2 separate regions of the Homo sapiens genome follow, and region 1 is linked to region 2. The links are chromatin loops, found by intact Hi-C in ENCODE. Cell type or tissue: upper lobe of right lung. All regions are shown on one strand. Each heading gives the region's core, and the rest is flanking DNA. Links, peaks and the distances in the headings are about the cores only. Region 1 holds the start of LOC107986053 (a long non-coding RNA gene). Region 2 overlaps LOC105374235 (a long non-coding RNA gene).

Evidence for each region. A loop is a pair of places that touch in the nucleus more often than their neighbours do. Peaks named below come from ENCODE experiments on the same cell type or tissue, not always from the same donor. Only the 100,000 strongest peaks of a DNase experiment are listed, where the experiment ranks them.
Region 1: a loop joins it to region 2, with 4 times the contacts of the local background. A loop is called at or near these places in 1 of 110 quality-filtered maps.

What each region holds. Positions count from the first base shown.
Region 1 is chr3:177,225,513-177,233,856 of GRCh38, forward strand. LOC107986053 (a long non-coding RNA gene) reads left to right here and starts at 875. Exons shown (of 3, transcript XR_001740576.2): 1 at 875-927; 2 at 4,878-4,965. In upper lobe of right lung, for the core only: no CTCF peak of the experiment used is centred there; a DNase peak (open chromatin) is centred at 3,269.
Region 2 is chr3:178,229,920-178,238,263 of GRCh38, forward strand. The region is part of intron 2 of LOC105374235 (a long non-coding RNA gene); the gene reads right to left. Among named protein-coding and RNA genes, the nearest start is that of LINC01014, 190 kb to the right of the region's middle. In upper lobe of right lung, for the core only: no CTCF peak of the experiment used is centred there; no DNase peak of the experiment used is centred there.

The DNA.
Region 1 (8,344 bases), core at 181-8,180, 1.0 Mb before region 2:
TAGGGAGACCCCTGTCTCAACCAAAAATTTAAAAATTAGATGGGCATGGTGACGTGCGTCTGTAGTTCCAGCTATTTAGGTGGGAGAATTGAGCCACTGCACTCCAGCCTGGGTGACAGCAAGACCCTGTCTCAAAAATGAAACAAAACAAAAACCAAAAAACAGTTTAAGCTTTTTTTTTTTTTTGAGACGGAGTCTCGCTTTGTCGCCCAGGCTGAAGGGCAATGGCACAATCTCGCCTCACCACAAACTCCGCCTCCTGGGTTCAAGCAATTCTCCTGCCTCAGCCTCCTGAGTAGCTGGGACTACAGGCGCACGCCACCATGCCCGGCTTATTTTTGTATTTTTAGTAGAGACAGGGTTTCACCATGTTGGCCAGGCTGGTCTTGAAATCCTGACCTTGTGATCCACCCTCCTCGGCCTCCCAAAGTGCTGGTATTATAGGCGTGAGCCACCGTGCCCAGCCAACATTTTAAGCTTCTAAACACATTGTACAACTAAGTTACTTTCAACATTAAAGAGTTGATCTATTTTTAAAAATATATAACTTAGGATGGTAAGATACAATTTTTTTACACATCCTGTCATTAAACAGTTGTATTTTAAGTGACGATTTTCTGAAGTTCCTGACAGTTCAGGAGATTTTAAATATAGAAGGGATGGTGATGGTAAGCCTTTCATTCAATTAATTGATTCTCCTACAAAGTTTAGCAGATATTCTCAATTTCAAAGATGAAACCAATTTTATTCCTTTGCAGTCAGCTGTTAACAGTTGCCCATTTTAGGAGACAAATACATACAAATGAACTCTTGGTGTTCTTGAGTACATATGGGAGAAGCAGAACAAAGCAAAGTTCCCTTTTTGCCTTACCAGGTGGATTCAATAATCCAAGAAGAATGGGACTGGAGCTGATTTCCTCATGAGCTGTGAGTCTTTGAGCAATTTACATAACTAGTCTAAACATTTAATCTCTTTGTTTGTTAACTGAAGGTAATATCTTCCTTGCAGAGTATTTGTAAATATTATAAATATTATATAAATTATGAATCATATTGTTTTTCACAGTAGATGTTCAATAAATGGTAGCTGGGTACCTGAGTGCTTATCTCATTTTCCTCCCTCCACAGATGATAAATTCCTTGTGAGAATTACAGCCCCTGGTAGTAGTGATCAACAAATATTTGTTGAGTTGAAAATGTCGCTTTTTAAAGGCTTTTAAAATAATCTTTCCTGTAGAATTTTAGACCTTTGCAAATGACTTATTTTTCCCTTCAACTTATTTTATTTATTTATTTTTTGAGTTAGAGTCTTGCTCTGTCACCCAGGCTGGAGTGCAGTGGCACAATCTCGGCTCACTGCAACCTCCGCCTCCAGAGTGAAAGCAATTCTCCTGTCTCAGCCTCCCGAGTAGCTGGGATTACAGGTGCGCACCACTGTGCCGGGCTAATTTTTGTATTTTTAGTAGAGATGGGGTTTCACCATGTTGGCCAGGCTGGTCTCGAACTCCTGACCTCAGGTGACCCACCTGCCTCAGTCTCTCAAAATTACTGGCATTACCAGCATAAGCCACTGCGCCCTTCCCCTTCGACTTCTTAAAATCTAATTTCCTGGTATCTAAAAGCACATTTGACATCATTGGCTACCGCAAAATCTAAAGTGACCTGGACACTTTCTCCTCAGACCCAAAATCCATTTTACAACTAGCTTCTCTTTTTCTGGCTAGACTTAAATTCAAAGTAGCAGTTATCCCGGTTGTTTCTTCTACTGTGTAAGAGATTAAATTGTCAGAAAAAGAAGTTACTAATTAATCAGATGCTTTGCTTTTTGCCACCGGGAAACCTCCAACAGATGCCCTGATGGCTGAAGCCCCATTTATTTATTTATTTTATTTTTGTTTGAGAGAGGATCTCACTCTTATCCAGGCTGGAGTGCAGTGGCGCAATCATGGCTCACTGCAGCCTCGAACTCCTGGATTCAGGTGATTCTCCCGCCTCAACCCTGAGTAGCTGGGACTACAGGCTCACACCACAACTCCTGGGTAATTTTTGTATTTTTTTGTAGAGCTGGCATTTCACCACGTTGCCCATGCTGGTCTCAAAGCCCTGGGCTCAAGCAATCTGCCCATCTTGGCATCCCAAAGTGCTGGGATTACAGGTGTGAGCCAGCACACCTGGCCGGAAAACAAATTTTTTAAATGACTTTTAAAAATAGAGTTGCTTTGTTGTTGCTCTTCTTCCTCCTACTTCTAGCAATGTATATTTACAATATTAGGATAATGTCTTTCTTGACTCTTCCTTTGTACTGTTGCCTTCAATCTTACCTGATTGCTGTGGTTAGAAAGGCACTATACCTACTTTCAAACTGGGAATAAGGCATAGGGTGCTGCCAGTCACATCACTTTTTTTTGTTGTTGTTGTTTTTGAGACAGAGTCTTGCTCTTGTTGCCCAGATTGGAGCACAATGGTGCAATCTCAGCTCACTGCAACCGCTGCTGGCTTGGGCAGCCTGCTTTTATTCCCTTATCTGGCCCCACCCACATCCTGCTGATTGGTCCATTTTACAGAGAGCTGATTGGTCCGTTTTACAGAGAGTTGATTGGTCCGTTTTGACAGGGTGCTGATTGGTGCATTTACAATCCCTGAGCTACACACAGAGTGCTGATTGGTGCATTTACAAAGCTAGACATAAAAGTTCTCCAAATCCCCACTAGATTAGCTAGACACAGAGCACTGATTGGTGCATTTACCAACCTTCAGCTAGACACAGAGTGCTGATTGATGCGTTTACAAGTTTACAATTCCTGAGCTAGACACAGAGTTCTGATTGGTGCATCCACGAACCACCCCCCCCCCCCCCCCCCCCCCGAGCTAGACACAGAGTGCTGATTGGTGCGTTTACAATCCTCCAGCTAGGCACAAAAGTTGTCCAAGTCCCCACCAGATTAGCTAGATACAGAGTGCTGATTGGTGCATCCATGAACCCCAAGCTAGACACAGAGTGCTGATTGGTGCATTTACAATCCTCCAACTACACATAAAAGTTCTCCAAGTCCCCACTGGACTCAAGAGCCCACCTGGCTTCCCCTAGTGGATCCTGTGCTGGGGCCGCAGGCGGAGCTGCCCGCCAATCCTGTGCTGTGGGCCCGCACTCCTCAGCCCTTGGGCCGTGGATGGGACCAGTGCCACAAGCAGGGGGCAGCACCTGTTAGGGAGGCTTGGGCCTCTCGGGAGCCCACCGCAGGGAGGTGGTTGAGGCCTGGCAAGAATTCGAGTGTGGCCCGGGTGGGCCAGCAGTGCTGGGGGACCTGGCGCCTCCTCCCAGATGCTGGCCCCAGTGCTAAGCCCCTCACTGCCGCTCCGAGTGCGGGGCCCACCCAGCCCACGCCCACCCGGAACTCACGCTGGCCCAGGTTCCTGCCCACGCCTCTACCTCCACACCTCCCCACAAGCAGAGGGAGCCGGCTCCAGCCCCGGCCAGCCCAGAGAGGGGCTCCCACAGTGCAGTGGCAGGCTGAAGGGCTCCTCAAGCGCAGCCAGAATGGGCGCCAAGGCCGAGGAGGCACCGAGAGCGAGCGAGGGCTGCCAGCACACTGCCACCTCTCACTATTATTATTATTATTTTTTTTTCTTGAGACAGAGTCTTGCTCTGTCATGCAGGCTGGAGTGCAGTGGCCTGATTTCAGCTCACCGCAAACTTTGCATCCCGGGTTCAAGCGAATCTTACGCCTCAGCCTCTTGAGTAGCTGGGATTACAGATGCATGCCACCATGCCTGGCTAATTTTTCTATTTTTAGTAGAGATGGGGTTTCGCTGTGCTGGCCAGTCTGGTCTCGAACTCCTGACCTCAAGTGACCCGTAGGACACTATTTTAAACAGAGCTGTATTAACACATTCTTTCCTTCCGATGTTGCTCCACCTCTTCCCTGTCTACATTCTCATGTTCTTTCTCTTAAGTATTCCACTCACAATGTTGTTTTCAAAATATTCTACTCCAGGAAAATACCTCTATCTACGTTTTTTCTCTGTCTCTATGGTTTTGTTAAAAAGTACTCTTCATCTTTTATAAATCTGTCCCAATTCGGCTTTGACCCTATCTCTCCCTTTACTTTCCTAACTCTCAATTTCTTTCTTTCTTTTTTTTTTTTTGAGACAGAGTCTTACTCTGTTGCCCAGGCTGGAGTGCAGTGGTGTGATCTCGGCTCACTGCAACCTCTGCCTCCTGTCCTAACCCTAAATTTCTAATATTAGTCATTTTATTTTTTGTTTCCAAGTTTTACTTTATGACTTCAGATACATCAATTGGATTCTTATAAAACATTATCATCTTGCTACAGAAGTCATATGATCTCACTGAACATTTACAAGAAAAATTCTCAAGCTCCTGTGTTTACATGTGACCACATTGATTCTATACAATCCTTTTTGGAAGAGGGGAGTGTTGTGTTATAAATAGCACACAGAGACATGACAGACAATTAGAGGCATTGAACAGGATGGGTTGTTGTGCCAAAGGGGTTACGCAAGGCACAGAATACAAAGAAAATATGCTGTGAATGTTGAGAAGAAGATTGGGTTTGAAAGCTAACAACAACAACAACCACCACCAAAAAAAAAAAAAACATAAAAAAAACAGAAATAACTCCATGAAGATGAAGATGGCATTATAGCATTTTTCTTCCCTGCACTTACCTTCTTTTTTTTTTTTTTTAGAGACAAGATCTCACTGTCACTCAAGTTGGAGTGCAGTGGTACAATCATAGCTCACTGTAACCTTGAACTCCTGGGCTCAAGCGACCCTCCCACCTCAGCCTCCCAAGTAGGTAGGACTCTAAGCATGTGCCATCATATCCCACTAATTTTTTTTTTTTTTTTTTTAGAGACAGGGTCTCACCATTTTCCCAGGTCGATCTCAAACTCCTAGACTGAAGCCCTGCACTTACCTCCTAACACACTCTATACTAGAAGGTAAGCTCCATAATGCAGGGATTTTTTGTTATTGTTTTGCCGTTTAACTTCTAAATCCTCAGCAGGGCCTGGTGCAGAGTAGCTCCTCAATAAATACTTGTTGATTGAAGAGCATGTGAATGAATGAATGAGTGAATGCAGGAAATGGTAAGATCAGCATGACCGAAGCCGTGTTCCAGTGGGGCTGGAGTAGAAAATGGAGTTCGTTGTAAGAATGTTGGAGTGCGACAAAGGAGTTTGTAGCTTTACTTTAGACAATGGGCAAGAGGGGAACCTGATGAATTCCTCGGGTCACCTTACCTCATTTCCATACTTAGTGTAATTACTCCAAAGAAGTTGGAAAGGAGATAAAAATGCAGAAGCAGACCTGGGTTCTTTATCAGGAAAGGATTATTTGCTGATGGAGCTGATTGGAGAGGCCGTGAGATGTGATTGAGCCAGCTCTGCATAGCTGGCTTGCTGCTCCCCAGGAGACTGAAGTTGGAGCCACAGATCAGTCAGAGAATGTGGCCACTGATAGACATTAGAATATTCTAGGGACAAGTTTCTTTTTCTGGACCTAGGGGCCGTATCTCTCACGTATGCCCATTGGTCTCCACTCTTAGGACTTTTTTTTTTTTGAGATGGAGTCTCACTCTGTCGCCCTGGCTAGAGTGCAATGATTCGATCTTGGCTCACTGCAACCTCTGCCTCCCGGGTTCACACAATTCTCCTGCCTCAGACTCCCGAGTAGCTGGGATTACAGGCACCCACCACCACGCCTGGCTAATTTTTACATTTTTAGTAGAGACAGGGTTTCACTATGTTGGCCAGGCTGGTCTTGAACTCCTGATGCCTGCCTCAGCCTCCCAAAGTGTTGGGATTACAGGTGTGAGCCACCGCACCCAGCTTTACCACTTTTACTCTAATCTTCATAGCCTCTCACTGGTGGATTCCTAAAATTATCTCTTAAAAGATTTCTCTACTTCATCTCTACTTCCTCTTTTTTTCCACTGCGACACCACACAAACACAAAATCTATTCTCTCACTGTCCTAAAGGACTGCTTTTAATGTTGTAATTTTCCTGCTTTAGGGTCATAATAGATCTCTAGTAAATATCTATCTAATCTATTCCATCTATAGGTTTAGCTTTCTCTCCCTTCCTTCCCCCTTTCTCCAACTCTCTTTAACCAATAATCAGTCTTCTTTATACATATTTAATGTTTCTATTGTAGTCAAACAGAGCTACTCTTATTGATTTGTTAATACACAAGTGAGCCAGATATTGTCTATTGGCATCTAGCACTTTTTACAGTCTTCTATCTCCCCTGTTTTGCAGGGGCTGGAAATCTGGGAACATGTCTCATACTCCCTTGCCAGCACAGTTTCAGACATAGCTTGAGTTCTGCCAATCAGATATACTGGTGAGAGATTTGGAAGGCAGAAGAGAGATGGCAACCACCATTGGCTTTTTCCTTTGTTACTGGTGATGGGCAGCCCTTGAAGTCAGCAGAGTCTCCAGCAGCCTCCGGATGCTAGGAAGCACCCGGTCAAATTTCTACTTATTAAGAAAAAGAGGGCCAGGCTCGGTAGCTCACACCTGTAATCCCAGCACTTTGGGAGGCCAAGGCGGGGGGATCACGAGGTCAAGAGATCGAGACCATCCTGACCAACATGGTGAAACCCCGTCTCTTCTAAAAATACAAAAATTATCCAGGCGTGGTGGTGTGTGCCTGTAATCCTAGCTACTTTGGAGGCTGGGCAGGAGAATTGCTTGAACCTGGGAGGCGGAGGTTGCAGTGAGCCGAGATCACACCACTGCACTCCAGCCCAGGTGACACAGTGAGACTCCGTCTCAAAAAAAAAAAAAAAGCCCTCAAAGACCTAAATATCTTGATATCCCTGTGAATGTATTTTTTAATCTAATTATCTGGAAAATCTTGTCTATTTTACATTTTAGGTGTGTAGAGTAGAATCATCATTAAAAGATATTTTTAAAATGTTCCCAAGTATATCCATGTAAAGAATCCAGTGTCCCTCTTTAATTTCCCCATTCAGATCAATATCTATTAAAGTAACACATTTGATATTTCTATAATATTTAATATAATACCAAATGAGAAAAACAGAAAAGTAACATTACACTAATATGATTTAAAGAGCATTTAATTATCTAATATAATTATCTCTTAAGCCCCAATTATAATATATTATTATCCTTACCAAAAAGCCAACTGTCTTGAGTCATAGCTAAAAGTGGTAGCATTATAAAAGAAAAAACATTTGATCTGATAGCCAACTACCTATTTACTATTTAAAAACACTTTAGGCTGGGTACGGTGGCTTATGCCTCTAATCCCTGCACTTTGGGAGACCAAGGCGGGTGGATCACTTGAGGTCAGGAGTTCGAGACCAGCCTGATCAACATGGTGAAACTCCATCTCTACTAAAAATACAAAATTAGCTGGGTGTAGTGGCAGGCACCTGTAATCCCAGCTACTCAAGAGGCTGAGGCAGAAGAATTGCTTGAATCCTAGAGGGGGTTGCAATGACCGCACCACTGCACTCCAGCCTTATTGACAGAGTGAGACCCTATCTCAAAAAAAAAAAAATTAAAATTAAACCCTAAAAACACCTTAATGTCCTCTGAGTTTCTGCACTATTCCTTCCAATGTCAAATAAAGATAAAGGAGAATGTCAAGGCATACAAATGTATTAATGATAGCTGAGTTCTACTCTGACTTATTTGCTCCTTCTGTATCTTCCCTGGTGAGCAATATCTGGCACATCCTTACACAAAGCCATCTTGCTTCCTAGCCCACTACATTATGCCAGTGTTACTTTTACTGCATTATTGTTATGGTTGATAACACTTTTTTTCTTCTTTTTTTTTTTCTTTTTTTTTTGAGATGGAGTTTCGCTCTTGTTGCCCAGGCTGGAGTGCAATGGTGCAGTCTTGGCTCACCACAACTTCTGCCTCCCAAGTTCAAGCGATTCTCCTGCTTAAACCTCCCGAGTACCTGGGATTACAGGCACGCGCCACTACGCCTGGCTAATTTTTGTATTTTTAGTAGAGACTGGGTTTTGCTGTGTTGGTCAGGCTGGTCTCGAACTCCCAACCTCAGATGATCTGCCTGCCTCGGCCTGTGAAAGTGCTGGGACTACAGGCATGAGTCACCGTGCCCAGCCCCAACAATTTTTGTTGGTAACATTTTGGATCTTTTTTATTTTTTCTTTTTTTTGAGACGAGGTCTTGCTCTGTCGCCCAGACTGCAGTGCAGTGGCGTGATCTCGGCTCACTGCAAGCTCCGCCTCCCGGGTTCACGCCATTCTCCTGCCTCAGCCTCCCGAGTAGCTGGCATCACAGGCGCCCGCCACCGTGCCCGGCCAACATTTTGG
Region 2 (8,344 bases), core at 331-8,330:
GCATTTTCCTTTAGCTCTTTCAGCATATTTAAGAGAGTCTTAAAGTTTTTGTCTAGTAAGTCTGAAATCTGTGTTTATTTAGGGTCAGTGTCTGGAGACGTATTTTGTTCCTTTGAATAGGCTATGTTTATCTGATTTTTCTTTTTTGTTTTTGTATACCTTGTGATCTATTAAAATTGGGTATTTGAAAGAAACAGTCATATCCACTAGCCTTTGCAAACTGGCTATGTGAGGGAGAAGATGGTCCCTAATCAGTTAGGTAGGGTTCTCTCAGGCTTTTTTTGTGCATTCATCTTCCCCGAGTCTGTGTGTATACTTTTGTTCCAATTATTCTAAATATATGACTGTTTTTAAATGTGTTAATTTTCCTAAAAATTTCTCCCAGTTGCTTTGTGGAGCCCTTCATGTATACCTCTGCCCTTAATTCTTTCACAAAGGTGCCCACAGATCTGCAGTTGCCCTGAAGTTGTCCCAAGTCATGATGCTCACTACCACCTCTGTGGCTTCTAACCTGAGATTCAAACTATGCTGTGGACCTTATCTGTGCTCTGGATAAGGCAATAACGGAACTAGTTCACAGACAGGCTAGAAAATTGCAAACATGTTCTACCCTTTTTCTTCTGTTTTGAGGGATGGAACTGGGAATTGGGTGGCTTTCTACCAATCACATCATGCCAAACAAACACAAAATTGACCAATAAGCACATAAAAAAATGCTCAAGATTATCCGTCATCAGGAAAATATAGAGTAAATCCACAGTGAGATACTACTTCACCCCATCATAATGGCTAAAATAATAAAAATTGAAAATTTCACGTGTTAGCAGTTGTGTGGAAGAATGAACATTTTCTTGTTCATGGGAGTATAACATGATGTTAAACAGTTGGAAAACAGTTGTTATAAAATTTAACATACACTTGCCGTATGACCCAACAATTATCCTGTAAAGAATTTACTTCAAACAAATGAACACAAATATTTACACAAAAATGTGTTCATTAACTTGTATATCAGCTCTATTCGTAGTATTCGAAATCTGGAACCCAATCAAATGTCTATCTCCTGGCAAATAGATAAATTTTGGTATATCTATACAATAAAATATTACTCAGAAAAAAGGAAGTAAATATTGATAAATGCAACTGCACAGATATACCTCAAAGACCTTCTGCTGAGGAAAAGAAGTTAGACACATTAAAAAAAAATAGGGAATCTAATATACATGACAGAATACACATTACTGGTTGACTGTGGCCAAGAGTGGGTAAGGTTTAACTGTAAGGTAGCATATAAGAGCTTTTAGGAATGATGTGAATGTTCTATGCATTTTTTGGACACATTAAATTATATTTTAAGTGAGTGCATTTTTTTTTTTTTTGAGACAAGTTTTGCTCTTGTTGCCCAGGCTACAGTGCAATGGCACGATCTCAGCTCACCGCAACCTCCACCTCCCAGGTTCAAGTGATTCTCCTGCCTCAGCCTCCCGAGTAGCTGGGATTACAGGCATGTGCCACCATGCCTGGCTAATTTTTGTAATTTTAGTAGGGACGGGGTTTCTCCATGTTGGTCAGGCTGGTCTCAAAACTCCCAACCTCAGGTGATCCGCCCACCTTGGCTTTCCAAAGTGCTGGTATTACAGGTGTGAGCCACTGCGCCCAGCCCAAGTGCATTTTATAATATGTAAAATACATGTTTATTAAGTTGATTAAATATTAATTAATGTAAACATAAAAATTACTCGTTTGGTCTTACTAGAAAAATATATGCTTTTGATTACTGGTCTCATCTTCTAAAAAGGATTTATTTCTACTTTATCTTTAGCTTTACCTTCAACATCTGGCCCAAATTTATTTTGTACTGGAGAGGAATACTACCTTCTGCATGCCTAGAAGCATGCCTCTTACCAGCAGACATCTTCCAAGGGAAATGATGTGGAGCAAAGGAATGAGCACACAAACACTCATGTCTTAAGTCTAAAACAAAAACCCAAAAGTGTTTGCTTTGTATCGCATATTATTTTTTTATTTTGTATTTTCCATTCTCTTTTCATTTCACCATGGATGTTTTCTACAAGCCTATACTTATACTTACTAATGCTTTCTTCCGTTAATCTTCCATTAAAATCCATACTGAACTCTTAATTTTAAAAATAATTAAAATTATTGTTTAAACATTTCTATTTTTAAGATTTTTATATTGTTTCTTTAGAAAATAAATTCTAGTTCTCTGGTAAAATTCTTTATCCTGTCAAATATTTTCTTGAACATATTAAGGTTTTTTCAAAGTCTGTGCTTGTTCACTCCAAAAAAATAGTGTGCCTACATGTCTGTTTCTTATATATGTATATAAAAATTACCACAAAAAAAGGAATCTAATTTATAGTGACAATAGATCAGTGGTTGACTGTGGCTGTGAGCAGGGGAAGGAATTAACAATAAAGAGGCATAGGTAAATATTTTGGGGAGAAGAAAATTTTCTGTACTTTGATAGTGGTAGTAGTTACATAATGTCAAGTTTTTCTTTTGGTCTCATACTGTTACATACTCTTTAGTTATTCATCTAATGTTAGATATTTTGTATGAAATAAAACTAAGCTACTCCTTCATACATTACAAAATATTGAAAGCTTAACATGTGCCAGTCCTTTTACTGGGGATCTAGCACTAAAACAGGACAGACACAGCTTCCATACTGACAGAGCTTCCAGTTCCTTGGTGGACCTTTCTAATTCCTGAAGTTCTTTGGGCTTTCAAAGTTGTTCACACTCTTTTATTTACCCAGAATGCCATGGTCCCTGTGTTTGTATGCTCAAATCATATACATATTTTTAAATGTTACAATTTTTAAATACAATTTTAAATGTTACAGCCTCAATAAATCTGTCTATATTAAAAGTAATCTTATGTTAGTCTGAGCTTTCATGTTAAATGATCTGTTCCTCTAATGGTATTTATATAATCTGCCTGCCTGGTAATATTAATGAAGTATCCCATATAACCAGATTTCAAACTCTTTAAGTACAAGGACCTTGTCTTACTAACTCTTGTATGTACTATGGTATGTAAAAAAGTGCCTGATCGTAGTAAACATATGTATTAAGTGAATATTTGACTGTGTCATTATAATGTTTATAAAATTATAGTCCATGTTTTAATATTTTCTACCTAATAATTCACCACTCTACTTACTCCTAATTATTGAGCTCGAATCACTTATAACCCTACCATAACTAATTCTAGCTTGCAGCTTCCATGATACTCTACTATGCTGACAAACCAGATAATCAAGCTTATTAAGGAATATGTATTAAGTAAATGTAATTAGGCTTTTAGGGAGGGTGTAATGACTTTTCATACATTAAATCATGGCTTGAAAGTTTTGCTTCAAATCTGATTGCTTAGACTGTTTTCTCAACATCCACATTTTGGGGCTATATTTTAAAGCATTAGACAATGGTTTCCAGAAATCTGACCTCCATAAAAATAGGGCATTGCATTGCTAGAAAAAATTATCCCTTTTATAGAAAATGGCCATTCTAACACTGAATATGTGTCCTTTCTGACAAATGGATTCTGGTGTTCAGGACTCAGAACCAGACAGCTGTCACAGTACCACGGAGGATTCCTCTAAATTGTAGCAGATGGTGCTACTTATTTGGCCATCTAATGCTATTCTGAAGCATCAGTTGGCCAACTGCTGTGGTGGAGGTATGAAAATAGAAGATTTATTTAGAGCCAGAGGATGCAAGCACAAATATTTTGGAATACAGAGTTTAAACTGATATGGAAAATTTGTATCCAACAAATTGACAGGCAAGATCCATTAGAGGGTGTGGTTATAAAACACCATCCCTCAGATGAAAGCATTCATGGAAAATATAACCTCTTTGGCCAGCTGTCTTATAATCTCTTCCATGCCCCTTTCCCGTGACGTGCACATAGCCACAGGCATACTACATAAGCACACACACACCACATGTATTTCCATACATACATTTGCTAATCGGTCTGCAATTTAAATTTAATACCGCTTAGGAACCAGCTGGGTCACCTGTAGCTGGTCTGTGGAAATATGCACAGTATGTGTTGGTGATCTACACTAGAAGAGGTCCTCTCAATTTTATCTTTAAGGTAGCAGCTGCAGTCTTGTATAGCTTATGCCAATATACAGTAATCTGTGTTTTCTGCAACACAGTGATATCAGGCATTTTGGTCACACTTTTAGCCATTTCCATAGAAGCTATGGATCAATCTTTATCAGAATTAAATCTAGTTAATTAACACTCTGCTTGCCATTGCCAAGAATACAATTTTTAAGTACTTCCTTAATTCTTATTTATATCATTAACTATTTACATACATAGATTAAAGATAGCTTACAACAGCTATTTAATAGAATACTAGTGCAACATAAACCCTTTTATAAAGTCGATACATTCTTATTATGTTTACAGTGAGCTTCTTAAGAAAAATGAACTAATTAAATTATTCAACCAAACATAAATTTATATTGGTATACTACATTACCTAAAAGGAGGTGAGTTAAAAAGTAAAAAATACACAGAAAACTGAGAGATTATTTTCAAGCATCTGTATTAGAGGTTCAGCATAATATGGCACATGAATTGGAAACACTAACATACAAATAAAAATGACATACTGAAATAGACCTAAATTAATGACTAGAACAGCTTTGCATGGCTTATTAGTAAAAGTAAGTGAGACTGTGGTGCAGAAAAAAAAGCCTTTAAAACACAGAAAGAGCACTTAACCAAAAAGGAAGTTCCCCAAATTGGTCAAGATCAAAGGCAAACAAGAAATTGAAACAGCAATTAAAACAGAAGTAAATGAATAAATAAATAAATACAGTTTTACAATTAAGTTGAGAATTTTTTCATGATAACCTCAGGTGTGGTTAAAAGCATTTTAAATAAAACCAAAGGAGGGCACAGAATAGGTGTGGAGAATATTCATGGGCAGAGCATACAACATACCTTCTTGGGGGCTAGTGAGGCAGAAGCAGACAGGCACAGGCAATATGAATACTTTTCTCCTTATAAGAGAAAATTTCTTCCAAATTATCTTTACAACTGTTTCTAAGTCCTTGAAATGCCTGTGAGAAAATTTAGGGGCAAACAGTCTTCTGTGACAATAAGAACCAGCAGAGGAAACCATCATTCTCAGCAAACTATCGCAAGGACAAAAAAACAAACACCGCGTGTTCTCACTCATAGGTGGGAATTGAACAATGAGAACACTTGGACACAGGAAGGGGAACATCACACACTGGGGCCTGTTGTGGGGTGGGGGAAGGGAAGAGGGATAGCCTTAGGAGATATACCTTATGTAAATGACGAGTTAATGGGTGCAGCACACCAACATGGCACAGGTATACATATGTAACAAACCTGCACGTTGTGCACATGTACCCTAGAACTAAAAGCATTAAAAAATAAAAATAAAAAAATAAAAAAAAACTCAAAAAAATTGCTCTAAAAACTAACATCTTTAAGAATTTAAAAAAAAAAAAACAGAAAATGTTAACGAAGATATATCAAAATTTAACCTTTTGTGTACGGCTGGTCAGAATGTAAAATGGGGCAGCTGCTATAAAAAACACTGTTGTGGTTCATCAAAAAATTAAAAGTAAAATTACCACATGAAAAAAAAAAAGAACCAGCAGAAATAATAATACTCTTAGTTGTCAAAATTTATCAACAGTCTCTTGTTTGACAGCCACTGCCATATCTGTGTCACTTTTGTCCCAGCTTAACTCTTTGCCCCCACTTGAGATTTAGGGTTCAAATTGTTTACATTTTATTGATTGCCTTTAAAGACAAGACTTACTGCTAATTTGCTACCTGGCTTGTTTAAACCCCACCCTATCTCCTATTTTTTGCTACCGTCACCCCCACTCAACTCTCGCACAATGAATTAGGCCTGGTACCCAATTTTCCATTCACATTTCTGGTTTCCATGTCTATCTCAAGCTCTTAAACTATGCCTCTGTTACATTTCATTTCATAATATGTGGAAGAAAGGCTGTAAAGATCCAGCAGTGGTAAAAACACGGTATGCTCAGATGAAATTAATAAACCAGACTTAGACAATCTGTGCTACAACGGTTAATATTCATTAAGTACTAAGGGATAAGTTCTGTTTTAAACACTTTTCATACTTTAATTCATTTAATCATACAAAAACTGTGTATTATAAGTAACAATTACCTAATTTTAAGAATAAGAAAACTGAATGACAGGTTAAATAATAAAACTTCTAATACACCTATACTGCTAGCTCATGGCAGAGCTAGGATTTGAACACAGGTAGTTTAGAGTCAGAGTTCACCCTATTTTCCATTATGCTGTATGATATCTACTTGAGAATTAAAAAACATTAAAAGACAAAACAATGCAATTAGGATTATATGTAAATTACCATTACAAATTATAATTTTTCAGGAACATCAATGAATTATGAACACCTTTCTGTGAGCTTATCAAGAAATTAGATTCCAGAGAGGCTGAGAAATTCAGACTAATGAGCCCATAGTTACCCATGTTCAGATTAAATAGAAAGAGAATCTCTAACTACAGGTAGAATCTGAAAAAGCTTCCAAAGTTTTGATGAAATTGAAGTTGTTGTCTATTTTTTTTTAGGTATATCCTTCAGGTATATCCACTTCTTTTGGAAGCTTCAAAGCAAAGCAGGTATACAGATGTCATATGACTATAAGATAACTCCGATGTACATTAGGGATCCTTGTCTATATAAAGAGAGTAGATGGAGTTATTATGCTACATAGAGTGAAAACTGGTATTTCACTGATGAGGGAAGTGCCAACAGAATGACGCATTGAACTTAAGTAAGAGAACAAGGTTATAGGATAGATTTCATAGCCTTTAAATAATTAACCATTAATTAACATAGTTAATTACATAAAGACTTTGAAGCAATTATAATTACTTGAGGTGAGAGGAAGCAGTTGAAATAGGCAGGTTGGTAAGTATATTTGAGATCTATAAATATTTTGCACGATGGTTAGCAATCTGGTTTACTTTCTTTTTTTATGCCCGAAGGTATTTTGCAAGTCTGTCTGCATGTCCTGGAGTTATTCCGGGTAGTCATCTCATGAGCTTTTCTAAGATTGATGCCAGAAAATATTGTTGAATCAGGAACATATTTGGAATGAGTGAGGATGTTCCAAGTTGATAGTATATGACATTGTTAAAAAAATATGTGTACATGTTTTTGCCTGGTCAGGGCTCTTTGAGCAAAGATTGGTAGCAACATGAGTCAAATGACTGAATAGTAAGGTTAAGATGTATGCCTCTAAAAAATACAGAGCTTTATTTCCCTGAAGATTCGTGTTTACGTTTCAATTAAAAAAAAAAAAAACCTAGAGCTATTTGTTTACATTCTAAAATGTTATTGGAAGCATCAAGGATCTTCCCTATCTCTTCCCAAAAAAAATTGTTTCCATGAGAGAGCAACATTTTCTCCCCATCTATCTGGGAGAAAAGTTCCTACATAAACTATATTGTATAGTTTTGGAGTTTCTCACTTGTAGCACAAAACCCCCTTTTGCACATGCAGATGACATCTGTTCTCATTGTGTCACCCCAAAGGGATAAAAAGAATACCAGAGCTGAGATTGCTACATAAGTAAATAATTGCCTATTTCTTATCCAGATATCTTCAAGATAAAAAAATACAGATATTAAAAATTTATTATTTAAAAATAGGAATGTTTCAAGGTTTGTGCTTGGCTAGTGTGTTTGTTCTGTATGAATGCTTCCTGGAACAAATATCTCCCAGATATTTTTGTGCAAGGTATTAATATGTGTTGCACAAGTGAAAGGATTACATGATTAAGTAAGTTTGAGAAACATGGCATACCATCTCCATCTCTCTCTCTCTCTCTCTCTCTCTCTGTCTCTGTCTCGGGTACATCAAAATTGGGTTCTGAAAACCCCTACACTAAACAAACGTGTTCAGTCTTCACTCTGTGTTTCCAAGTCAGTAATGCCGTTGGAGAATGAACTCATAGCTTCTTCTTATCCCCCAAATGTGTCAGAAAAGTATCCTGAAGTTAGTGCCATATTCATGAATGTATTTTCTGTGTAAATGTCTCAGGAGACTTACTAGTTAGTGTTATTTTTCCTCTCATTGTCCTCAATGTCCTAAAAAAAGTCACTCTATTGGCCCTCTACAAAGCAACTACTATTCAAAAAACGCAGTGATTTTTCAACACTTCAAGCTCTTTAAAATCACCCAGGTAGCTTTTAATAATACCAATCCCTGTGTCCCAAAGCATGGCAATTAAAAGAGAACCTCTAAGAAT